Regions from separate parts of the Homo sapiens genome. Here region 2 is linked to region 1. The links are chromatin contacts, found by Hi-C or POLR2A ChIA-PET in ENCODE. All regions are on one chromosome and are shown on one strand. Each heading gives the region's core, a stretch centred on a gene start or an enhancer-like site at or near the end of the contact. The rest is flanking DNA. Distances are from core to core; before and after follow the strand shown.

What was found. A loop is a pair of places that touch in the nucleus more often than their neighbours do. ChIA-PET counts read pairs that join two places held with the same protein, here RNA polymerase II (POLR2A). Pooled maps may share reads with other maps.
Region 2: a pooled map shows a loop between it and region 1 (3-fold over the local background). The contact joins the enhancer-like site here to the promoter of LRIG2 in region 1. A Hi-C loop is called at or near these places in 7 of 50 pooled maps. POLR2A ChIA-PET finds 5 or more read pairs at or near these places in 3 of 52 experiments (H1, WTC11 and activated CD4-positive, alpha-beta T cell).

What each region holds. Positions count from the first base shown.
Region 1 is chr1:113,068,944-113,074,627 of GRCh38, reverse strand. LRIG2 (leucine rich repeats and immunoglobulin like domains 2) reads right to left here and starts at 1,430. Exons shown (of 18, transcript NM_014813.3): 1 at 983-1,430. The coding sequence starts at 1,221. LRIG2-DT (LRIG2 divergent transcript) reads left to right here and starts at 1,526. Exons shown (of 3, transcript NR_103777.1): 1 at 1,526-1,689. RefSeq lists enhancers at 261-310, 910-969, 586-1,117, 1,150-1,459, 1,118-1,651 and 1 more.
Region 2 is chr1:113,781,586-113,787,605 of GRCh38, reverse strand. The region is part of intron 2 of RSBN1 (round spermatid basic protein 1); the gene reads left to right. Among named protein-coding and RNA genes, the nearest start is that of PHTF1, 25 kb to the right of the region's middle. Within about 2 kb of position 3,970, at least 11 of the 41 ENCODE cell types and tissues checked have a DNase peak (open chromatin) inside an H3K27ac peak, as active enhancers do.

The DNA.
Region 1 (5,684 bases), core at 181-2,680:
CCATTGATGACTCTTTCTTAACGACTCCATCAGAAATCTGTCAGTTAATAAACGTGCTGCTCAGTTAGTGACGAGAAATAACTGTATGTTAGTGGTTAAGAAGCCCCATAATTGCAGCATTTAATACCTGCTGTTGTTCCTAATACCACCAGGCTGACTCAGACTAAGGAGCCCTCCAAGTTCCACTGTCTAATAAAGACCTGTCAAAGTGAAAACTCAACAGTGGAAACTCCAGAATTCATTCAACCGTTGTACCTGCTTTACCTACATAAATAAGCAGAACTGATTTTTGGGTTCTTTGCCACAAGAAGATGCGCTGAAAACAAAGCATCAAATGGTTCTGCAAAAAATACTCCTCCTCTTTACAGTGAAGTTTAAATTAGATCAAGAATGCTACTTACAAAGATATTCTGAATTACAGGATCTCCTGATTCATCATAATGAACTTTTCAACCCTGTTAAGTATCAAAACTGCAGCACAAAATCAGCCAACATGCGAACTAAGGACTAAAGACAGTTCATAGGTCTTTGGCGATTGTGATTATAAAATCACGTGCCTGAGGACCACTAAGTCTGAGGTACACACCAAATCATGCAGCTCAAGATAAGCAGAAAGCACTGTTCCGTGCTCAACCCACCCCCCGCCCCACCAACCATCCAAAGTCAATGCTGGTGCCCAGGACCCGTGAGTCCTTACCATTAAATATGCCCGCCCCATTTCCTCCCCAGTTGAGGAAATCACAGACTCCTTGGCCCCAAGAATCTTAACCCTCGTCTTCATACAATTCTCCAGAAACCTTAACACCGGCTTTTTTAGGCTCCCACCACCTAAAACAAAGTTCATAAAATCCTGACGGCAGTTTCCTTCAGAGCTTAGGCTCTCGACCACACCCTCCGACCAGGCCTGTCTCCCTCCTGCCTGCCCCCTGTAGAGGGAAGGCTCCCCCTCCTTTTGGTCACTCTGCCTGGCCGCTCTACTCACAGGATAGCGGTGTCGGGGGGCAGCAAGCCCGACAGCGCCCTCCAGCTCGGTGCGGGCAATTTCCTGCGACTGCAGTCCAGGAGAGGAATGCGGCAGGAGCAGGGCGCGGGGCAGAGACCTGCTCCGGCGGCGGGCAACAGGAGGAGAGCGGTCTGGGCAATGAAGAGTAACCGAGAAAGCACTCTAGATCGACACCCCAGCAACTGCTCCTCCGGGACGCCTAGGGGCGCCGGCGCCATTTTCCCCCTCGACCTGGACGTGGCCTAGAAGAGCTGCCTGCTAGAAAAGGAGGATCGGCGGAGAAGCTCAGCAGAGATGCTCGGTGGCTGCACTGTCTCCCGAAGCCCCGGCTGAAGGCTGTACCATCTAAAGGCATGCAAGGAGCAGACGCAGCGCGACAGCGGGGTCGACGGCCTGGGACACACGGCCTGACGGACACCTCTCGTCCGCCCCTCCCCACGGCGCAACGTCCTCACGCACAGGGGCCAGCCAATCGGTGCCATAAGATGAGGTTGCGCCCGGGGCGGAACTCAGTGAGGGGCGGGGCCAGACGCAGCCGAGTATCTTGAGGAGAAGGACTTTAAAGCGTTCAGGGATTTTAGCTGCCGCTGTGGAGTTCCGCCGCTGTTCTTCCGCTGGAGGGCGCAGTAGTTCCTTAAGAGGGAATGGTGCGGCGAATAGCTGTGAGTTCAAAGTCCTGACTACAGGTATATCTACTGTAGTAGAAAAGGATCTTTTATTTGCTCTGGGCTTTAAGAAAGGGGAGTGGCAGAAGGGCTGCCTTCCAAGTCGCACACACGAATGGGTCACGGGAGCTTCTATCCTGGCTTTGGCCAGATCGGCCTCCAGAGCCGAGCTCGAGCCTCTTCTGCCCCCTGCTGCTTGGCTGTAGCCCCTGCTCTTCTGCAAGTAGGCGGCAACTGCCATTTGCATAAGATCAATATCACTCTCTGTTAATGGCCTTGTAAGCTCCTGAAGGCAGAGGCCCTGTTTCTTCATCGGTGCACCTCCACCTTTTGTTCTAGCTTGGAGTTCAATAAATTTTGGTGGGACTGCACCTGCATGTCTATATAAAGGAAATACCCTTCTCTTTGGAGGGATGCTGTCAAGGTCACTCTCAGAAAAGCAAGCGAGACAAGAGGGTGTTGAGCAGTCAACAAAGCAAAGACTGGATGTGAGGAAATTTATTTCTCCTAAAGCAGAGGCTATGGAAAACTTACTAGGAACAGTGAAGTCTGGCCATCTTATGCTCATTCAGCCATCCAAGGTTGTAAATAAGACTTTGAGAATAATAGTGATGGTTCACTTATACGTAGTGAACTTTTCAAAGGGCGTTTGCATCTGTTATCTTGTTTGCTCCTTCAGTGACTGTGACATTGGCAAGACAATTATTGCTGATGATGCAACAAGCCCCAAGAGGTTAAACCAAGTTACTCTTGAGGCAGGGGCAGGTTCGACATTAACATGGGTTTTCTGACATAAATTGAAAATCTGAGCAGGTTAAAAAGAATGATAATGCCTAGGTTAGGGTTCTCATAGAAAGTAACTGAAAGCAATCTTTCCCATGGCAGATTATGGAGTCATAATTATGTTTTTAAAAACCTTTTTCTGTTTTTTTTTTTTAATATTGAAGTATATATTGGAAACAAGGCCATATCCAATGCTACAGTCCAAACCAAACTTTTAAAGCCAAGACAGCGGAATGAAACTTACTCTTAGCCTTCTTCCCTTAGCTGTTGAGCAGACTTAACAAACTCTGGTAAGAAATCCGGCATAGGCAGGAACCTTACAAAAAAAAAAAGGAGGCAGTTTAGTTCCTTTCTACATTATAGTTTCAGAGCTTTCCTATGAAACTATACCAAATGGGGCCATTAGAAATTAATGCTCTCTAACCTGTATCCTCCGCAGTAAGTGGCTCACTGCAATCTCTGCCTGCCGTATTCAAGCGATTCTCCTGCCTCAGCCTGCCTAGTAGCTGGGACTACAGGTGTGCACCACCATGCCCGGCTAATTTTTGTATTTTTAGTAGAGACGGGGTTTTGCCTTTTTGGCCAGGCTGGTCTCGAACTCCTGACCTCAGGTGATCCACCCACCTCGGGCTCTCAAAGTGCTGGGATTACAGGCATGAGCCACTGTGACTGGCCACAAATACACGTTTTTTTTGTTTTTTTTGTTTTTTTTGTTTTTTTTTTGAGACAAAATTTCATTATTGTTGCCCAGGCTGGAGTGCAATGGCACAATCTCGGCTCACCGCAACCTCCGCCTCCTGGATTCAAGCGATTCTCCTGCCTCAGCCTCCTGAGTAGCTGGGATTACAGTCATGCGCCACCACGCCCAGCTAATTTTGTAGTTTTAGTAGAGATGGGGTTTCTCCATGTTGGTCAGGCTGGTCTCGAACTCCCAACCTTAGGTGATCCGCCCGCCTCGGCCTCCCAGAGTGCTGGGATTTCAAGCATGAGCCACCACACCCAGCCGCAAATATGTGTTTTTTTTTTTTTTTTTTAATTTATTTTTTTATTGATAATTCTTGGGTGTTTCTCACAGAGGGGGATTTGGCAGGGTCATGGGACAATAGTGGAGGGAAGGTCAGCAGATAAACAAGTGAACAAAGGTCTCTGGTTTTCCTAGGCAGAGGACCCTGCGGCCTTCCGCAGTGTTTGTGTCCCTGGGTACTTGAGATTAGGGAGTGGTGATGACTCTTAACGAGCATGCTGCCTTCAAGCATCTGTTTAACAAAGCACATCTTGCACCGCCCTTAATCCATTTAACCCTGAGTGGACACAGCACATGTTTCAGAGAGCACAGGGTTGGGGGTAAGGTCACAGATCAACAGGATCCCAAGGCAGAGGAATTTTTCTTAGTGCAGAACAAAATGAAAAGTCTCCCATGTCTACTTCTTTCTACACAGACACGGCAACCATCCGATTTCTCAATCTTTTCCCCACCTTTCCCGCCTTTCTATTCCACAAAGCCGCCATTGTCATCCTGGCCCGTTCTCAATGAGCTGTTGGGCACACCTCCCAGACGGGGTGGTGGCCGGGCAGAGGGGCTCCTCACTTCCCAGTAGGGGCGGCCGGGCAGAGGCGCCCCTCACCTCCCGGACGGGGCGGCTGGCCGGGCAGGGGGGCTGACCCCCCCCACCTCCCTCCCGGACGGGGCGGCTGGCCGGGCGGGGGGCTGACCCCCCAACCTCCCTCCCGGACGGGGCGGCTGGCCGGGCGGGGGGCTGACCCCCCCACCTCCCTCCCGGACGGGGCGGCTGGCCGGGCAGAGGCGCCCCTCACCTCCCGGACGGGGCGGCTGGCCGGGCAGGGGGGCCGACCCCCCCCACCTCCCTCCCGGACGGGGCGGCTGGCCGGGCGGGGGGCCGACCCCCCCACCTCCCTCCCGGACGGGGCGGCTGGCCGGGCAGAGGGGCTCCTCACTTCCCAGTAGGGGCGGCCGGGCAGAGGCGCCCCTCACCTCCCGGACAGGGCGGCTGGCTGGGCGGGGGGGCTGACCCCCCCCACCTCCCTCCCGGACGGGGCGGCTGGCCGGGCGGGGGGCCGACCCCCCCACCTCCCTCCCGGACGGGGCGGCTGGCCGGGCGGGGGGCCGACCCCCCCACCTCCCTCCCGGACGGGGCGGCTGGCCGGGCAGAGGGGCTCCTCACTTCCCAGTAGGGGCGGCCGGGCAGAGGCGCCCCTCACCTCCCAGACGGGGCGGCTGGCCGGGCGGAGGGCTGACCCCCCCACCTCCCTCCCGGACATGGCGGCTGGCCGGGCGGGGGGCTGACCCCCCCCACCTCCCTCCCGGACGGGGCGGCTGGCCGGGCAGAGGGGCTCCTCACTTCCCAGTAGGGGCGGCTGGGCAGAGGCGCCCCTCACCTCCCAGACGGGGCGGCTGGCTGGGCGGAGGGCTGACCCCCCCACCTCCCTCCCGGACGGGGCGGCTGGCCAGGCGGGGGGCTGACCCCCCTACCTCCCTACCGGACGGGGCGGCTGGCCGGGTGGGGGGGCTGACCCCCCCATCTCCCTCCCGGACGGGTTGGCTGGCTGGGCTGAGGAGCTCCTCACTTCCCAGTAGGGGCGGCCGGGCAGAGGCGCCCCTCACCTCCCGGACGGGGCAGCTGGCCGGGCGGGGGGCTGACCCCCCCACCTCCCTCCCGGATGGCACGGCTGGCCAGGCGGGGGGCTGACCCCCCCACCTCCCTCCCGGATGGCACGGCTGGCCGGGCGTGGGGGCTGACCCCCCACCTCCCTCCCGGATGGGGCGGCTGGCCGGGCGGGGGGCTGACCCCCCCCCACCTCCTTCCCGGACGGGGTGGCTGCCGGGCGGAGACGCTCCTCACTTCCCAGATGGGGTGGCTGCCGGGCGGAGAGGCTCCTCACTTCTCAGACGGGGCAGCTGCCGGGTGGAGGGGCTCCTCACTTCTCAGACGGGGTGGTTGCCAGGCAGAGGGTCTCCTCACTTCTCAGACGGGGCGGCCGGGCAGAGACGCTCCTCACCTCCCAGACGGGGTCTCGGCCGGGCAGAGGCGCTCCTCACATCCCAGATGGGGCGGCGGGGCAGAGGCGCTCCCCACATCTCAGACGATGGGCGGCCGGGCAGAGACGCTCCTCACTTCCTAGATGTGATGGCGGCTGGGAAGAGGCGCTCCTCACTTCCTAGATGGGATGGCGGCCGGGCGGAGACGCTCCTCACTTTCCAGACTGGGCAGCCA
Region 2 (6,020 bases), core at 2,721-5,220, 710 kb before region 1:
GCCTTGTATCCTTGTGTCTGTAGTCATTTAGTTCACTTTTACCACAAATAAGGTGAGGAAAAAGGAGCATGGGATAGGAAGGTAGAATGTAAGTGGAAGGGTCTCACTGACTCAAGCAGATTTTAAACCCACCTTTTTTGTTTTTAGTTGCATGCTTTGTTCTTGCCTTCTATAAAAGTTAGCCAGAGTTCTCAGTTTGCAAATTTCCCTGTACATTTTTCACCTTCCAAAAACATTTTGATAGCTTGTATCTGTAGTTTTTACTTCTGTTCTCTTTGACTATCTGGGATTTTAGCCTTGATATTTTATTCTCACTTGAGTGGGATTTTGACAAGGAATAGAAAAAAATCATACATCCAGTCTACCATGTTTAAACAGCAGTCCTCTTCACCTTTTCATCTTTATCAGATTCTTCCTATTAGTGTTGAAACATGATCACACAAAAGAGGACTTAAATGGAAACATATATTACTGTGTTCCTGGGGAAGAAGAATCAATATCAGAATGACAATTTCTCCTAAGTTATAAATTGAACACCATCCCAATAAAATAGAAATAGTTGTTTTTTGAGACAACCAAGCAGATATTGAAGTTTATATGCAAAAATAAGTAGGCAAGAACAGCCAGAAAAGAAAAAGTAACGATGGAGGAGTGCCTTACCTGGTACCAATATATTCTAAAGATTTAATTATTAAATCAGTGTAATTAGTTTATGAGCTCTGTTCAGCAAGATAGAAAATTTAGAAATAGACTACAGGCACTCACCACCACGCCCGGCTAATTTTTTGTATTTTTTTAGTAGAGATAGGGTTTCACCATGTTGCCCAGGCTGGTCTTGAACTCCTGGACTCAAGTGATCCGCCTGCCTTGGCCTCCCAAAGTGCTGGGATTACAGGTGTGTGCCACAGTACCTGGCCCCCAAACAATGGCTTAAAACAACGCAAATTTAGTTTCTTACAGTTCTGAAGGCTCTGAGGGAAAAAAATCAAGTTTTTGCCTTTTTTAGCTTCTTGTGTCTTACATTTCCTAGCTTGTGGCCCCTTCCTCCATCTTCAAAGTATATTACCCCAGGCTATGCTTCTATCATCACATCGCCTTCTCAAATATCTCTTTGCCTCAGTCTTTAAAAGACACGTGTTATTACATTTAAGCCCACCTGGATAATCCAGGAGACTCTCCCCATCTCAGGATCCTTAATTTATTCACATCTGCAGAGTCCATTTTGCCATAAGGTAACATTCACAGATTCTGGGGATTAGGTTCTAGGGGTTAGGTTCTTTGGAAGCCGTTTTTCAACCTATCACATACTTCTGGCTCATCATGTCCAAAACAGTGAAACCTGATCCTCCTCCAGAAGAGAGAGTAGTTGCTCTTTCAGGTTCCAAAGTACAGAACCTGGTAGTCATCTTTCATACTTCTTTCTCTTATCTATCATATCCAATCTTTGTCCACATCTTGACAATTTTATCTCCTGTATAATTTTCAGATCTCTTTGTTTTTCTTTTAAAAAGAAGTCCCTATTTAAAATCAAGTTATTAGCTTAGCCTAACATTTCTTATTTGGCATATTATAGAATACTCCTAGCTGATCTCTTTACTTTTTGTGCCCCTCTGAGAAAACTAAACAAACAAAAAACCAAAGGCAAATTGGGTAACTTTCCTTCTTTTCAGATCCTTTAGTGGCTTTCCAGAATCCTTGATGTGATCTTCTAGGCTCTCCATAATCCAGCTACAGCTGATTTTTCCAGTCTCATCTTTATTTTTCTCTTTTGCTTTCTGTGTTTATTATCATTAGCTTTCTTTTAGATCTTGGAAAGGGCAATGCTTAAGAGATTTTGTTTCCCTCTGAACTTGTTCTTCAGATTTGAGCTCAATGTTACTTCAAGGAATACTTTATTCCCCGGATCAGGATCCCATGTTCTTTTTCATAGTGTCATACATCTTACATTCTGAAGATCAAAGTTTATAATTAAATGTTTATTTAGATTAGTGTCTGCCTCTCCTTACTAGACTGTAAGCTTCAAGTGGCCAGGAATAGGTCTGGTTTGCTATACCTGTGTTGAGTACAGTGGCATAAAATATATGTTTATGTGCTATGTAGTGACGTTTCAGTCAATGACAGACTGCATATGTAACGCTGACTCCATAAGATTATAATGGAGCTGAAAAATTCCTATCACTTACTATATTTACTATACCTTTTATCATTATTTTAGAACATACTTCTACTTATTAAAAAAAAGTTAACTGTAAAACACCCTCAGACAGATCTTTCAGGAGATATTACAGAAGAAGGCTTTGTTATCATAGCAGATGATAGCTCCGTGAGTGTTATTGCCCCTGAAGACTTTTCAGCAGGACAAGATGTGGAGATGAAAGACAGTGATATTAATCATTCCAACCCTGTTGTAGGCATAGGCCAATGTGTGCATTTGTATCTTTGTTTTTAACAAAAAAGGTTTAAAAAAAGTAAAAAAAAAAGTTTTTAAGTAGAAAATACCTTACAGAATAAGGACGTAAAGAAAGTATTTTTGTATAGCTGTACAATGTGTTTTAAACTATGTGTTATTACAAGAGTCAAAGAATTAAAAAACTCATAAAGTTTATAAAAATTACAGTAAGCTAAAGTTAATTTATTATTGAAGAAAGAAAAATTTTAAAAATCAGTGTAACCTAAGTGTACACTGTTTATAAAGTCTACAGTAGTGTACAGCAGTGTCCTAGGCCTTCACATTCACTCACCACTCACTCACTGACCCATAACAACTCCCTATTCTGCAAGCATGGGAAGTTAAATGTGTTTAGATACATAAAAACTTACCATTGTGTTTCAGGTATCTACGGCAGGGGTCCTCAACTGTACTGGTCCCCCAGTACTGGTCTGTGGCCTGTTAAAAACCTGGCTGCAGCAAGCTATAATAGCATTGCTGCTTGAGCTCCGCCTCCTGTCAGATAACCTGCAGCATTCGATTCTCATAGGAGTGTGAACTCTGTTGTGAATTGTGCATGCGAGGGATCTAGGTTGCACACTTCTTATGAGAATATGACTAATGCCTGATGATCTGAGGTGGGTCAGTTTCATCCAGAACCATGCCTGCCAACCCCCTGCCCTTTTCCGTGGAAAAATTGTCTTCCACAAAACCAGTCCCTCATGCCAAAAAGATTGGGGACCACTGGACTACAGTATTCAGTACAATAACATGCTGTAAGTTTTGTAGCCTAGGAGCAATAGGCTATGTCATATAGCCTAGGTGTGTAGTAGGCTATACCACTTAGATTTGTGTAAGTACAAGCTGTGATGTTCTCAACCACAAATTGCCTAATGACATTTCTCAGAATGTATTTCTGTCATTAGGTGACACATGACTGTACAATAAACTTGTGGTAAATGAATGACACCTGCTTTCCTGTAACTCATGTTACAGGCCTCCAAGTATTTGAAGACTGTTGTGTCCCTCCTTTAATCTTTTCAAGTTAAATACTTTTGAAATACTTTTGATTTCTTGCATTCTTCCTCCATTTTGTATGGTTTGCAAGTCCCTAATCACTTTAAATGTTCTATTTTGGGTGTGCCCTAGTTATAGATATTTTTTAGGCCAGATCGGGAGATCACACCCCAGATGATATCTCTGTGCAATGCAGAATATTGCCTCCCTCATTACAAAGTATACAAGGTATAGGCTAAAAAACCATAACAATGAGGACCAATGTGCAGTGGCTAGAACAAAAGTTTGTCTCTTGTTTAGCAGTCCCGAGGTAAGCAACTCTGTTCCTTGTTGTCATCCAGGATGCTAGTTTCCTTCTGTCTTTAATTTTTGTCGTTCCTACTGGTGTTGTCATGTGCATGATTGAGACTAGCTCTTTACCACTCTGTGTTGCAGCCCTCAAAAGAGAAAAAGGAAGTGGAGGGCAAGCCACTTCCTTATAAAGGTATGCCCTGAAGATTGCATATGTAACTTATGTGACTGTCTCATTGGCCCAAACTTAGGCACAGGCCGCATTTAGCTGTCAGGGAGCCTAGCTTATTGGCCATATGCCCAGGAAATTTTCTTACTAAAAAGAAGGAATACTTTGCTTGTTTGGCATTAGTTTCCTACAGTTGGTGAATGTTTTTTTGTTTTATCTATTTTTTTCTCTCTTTTTTTTTTTCTTGTCAGCCTTTTCAGGTTGAAAGTTGGTGCATGTTGAATTTGTGGTCATAACTGCTGTTCATTGTTATGCTGTTAATTATTTAAATGTATCACAAACATTTGCATTTATTAAATTTTTAAATGCAAGTGATAGACTGGTAATCAGCAGTTCTTCTTCTCCCCCTCCACCCCTTTTTTTTCTTTTTGCCAGAGTTTGTGGTTGATTACTTCATTTCTAGCCTTAACATACAGAAATTCAACAAATATTTATGACTACATACCAGGCACTTTGTATTACAGATATATAATATTGAATAATACAGATTGTTCTCTTTCACAAAGTTTGTATTCAAACATATTGCTTGATTTCTTTTGTGAGTGGTTTAAATTGGGGGTTGGCAAACTTTTTCTATTAAGGACCAGATAGTATTTTCTGCCCTGTGGCCTAAAATTTATGTAAATAATTCAAACAACCCAATAACAACAACAACGAAATAATCTGATTTAAAAGTGGGCAAAAGACCTAAATAGACATTCTGAAATTTGAAGACATACAACAGGTATATGAAAAAATGTTCAACATAATTCATCATCAGGGAAATGGAAGTCAGAACTACAATTAGATATCACCTCACCCCAGTTCTGGCTGTTAACAAAAAGACAAAAAATAAATGCTGGTGAGGATATGGAAAAAGGAGAACTTTTATACAGTTAATGTCAATCTAAATTAGTACAGACATTATGGTCAACAGTGTGGATGTTCCTTAAAAAATTAAAAATAGAACGACCACATGACCAAGCAATTCCACTTCTTGGTATATGTCCAACTCAAGGAAATTTAATCAGTATGTTGAAGATCTGCATTTCCATGTTTATTGCAGCACTATTCATAACAGCCAGTTTGTTTTTCTTAAAAAATAGTTGTCCTTGACCATTTTTGAAACGTTATTCTTACATCATTTTAATTGCATTACTTCTTAACTCATCCTTTCACAATTTCTTTAGCTAACTCTTCCTCCTGTCTGTCAAATATCTGTTTTCCTTTAAGTGCAGTTCTTGGTTCTGTCTCTTTCTATTCTTTCTCTCAAGTCTTAGTCACTTAAAAAATTATATGTTATAGACAATTTCCAAATCTATGCATCTATTCCTTACCTTTTTTGATCTAGTTATAACTCCAAATCTAACTTACCTAAAATCTGTAAATGTTATGTACTTTCGTTCTTTGAGCTTGAAACCTTATTTTGAGTCATTTTATACCATCAAGGAAATATAGGAGTTGTAAAGGTGGACAATAACATGTGAAAACTTGTGGAGGCAGCAGAAATTATTTAGAATTTGCGAAATGTATATTTAGAATGTGGCAAATGTGGAGAATGTGGCAAATCTTGGTCTGTTATTCCCTTGGAATAATAGATCAGGAGGGGCTTTGTCTTCCTTAAAAAGGATTTTCTAGTTTGATGCTACAGGTAATATGGAGCTACTAAAGGATTTAAAATGGGAAGGTTGAATGATAAGATGTTTTTTCCTAGATTATTTGTAGCAGTATGTAGGATGGCTCTTGGGGATAGGAATCCTGAAGCAAGGATACTGGTTAAGAGGTTTTACAATTAGGTGAGAAATGATAATTTCCTGAATTAAGGCAGTGGTACTGCAGATTTAGTTAGAAGGATAGATTTTGATTTAAGTGATGAGGAAGAGGGATTTATCAATTCCTGATTTAGGACCTGAGAAAATGAATATTATTAACCGGCGAAGTACATACAGAAGGAGAAAAAGAAGGTTTGGGAGGGGAAGGGAACCTTACAAAAAAACGAGCTCTGTTTTGTAGGTATTAAATTTGAGGGTGTCTGTGGGCTGCCCAGGAGGCATTTGTATGTTAAGATCTGAATCT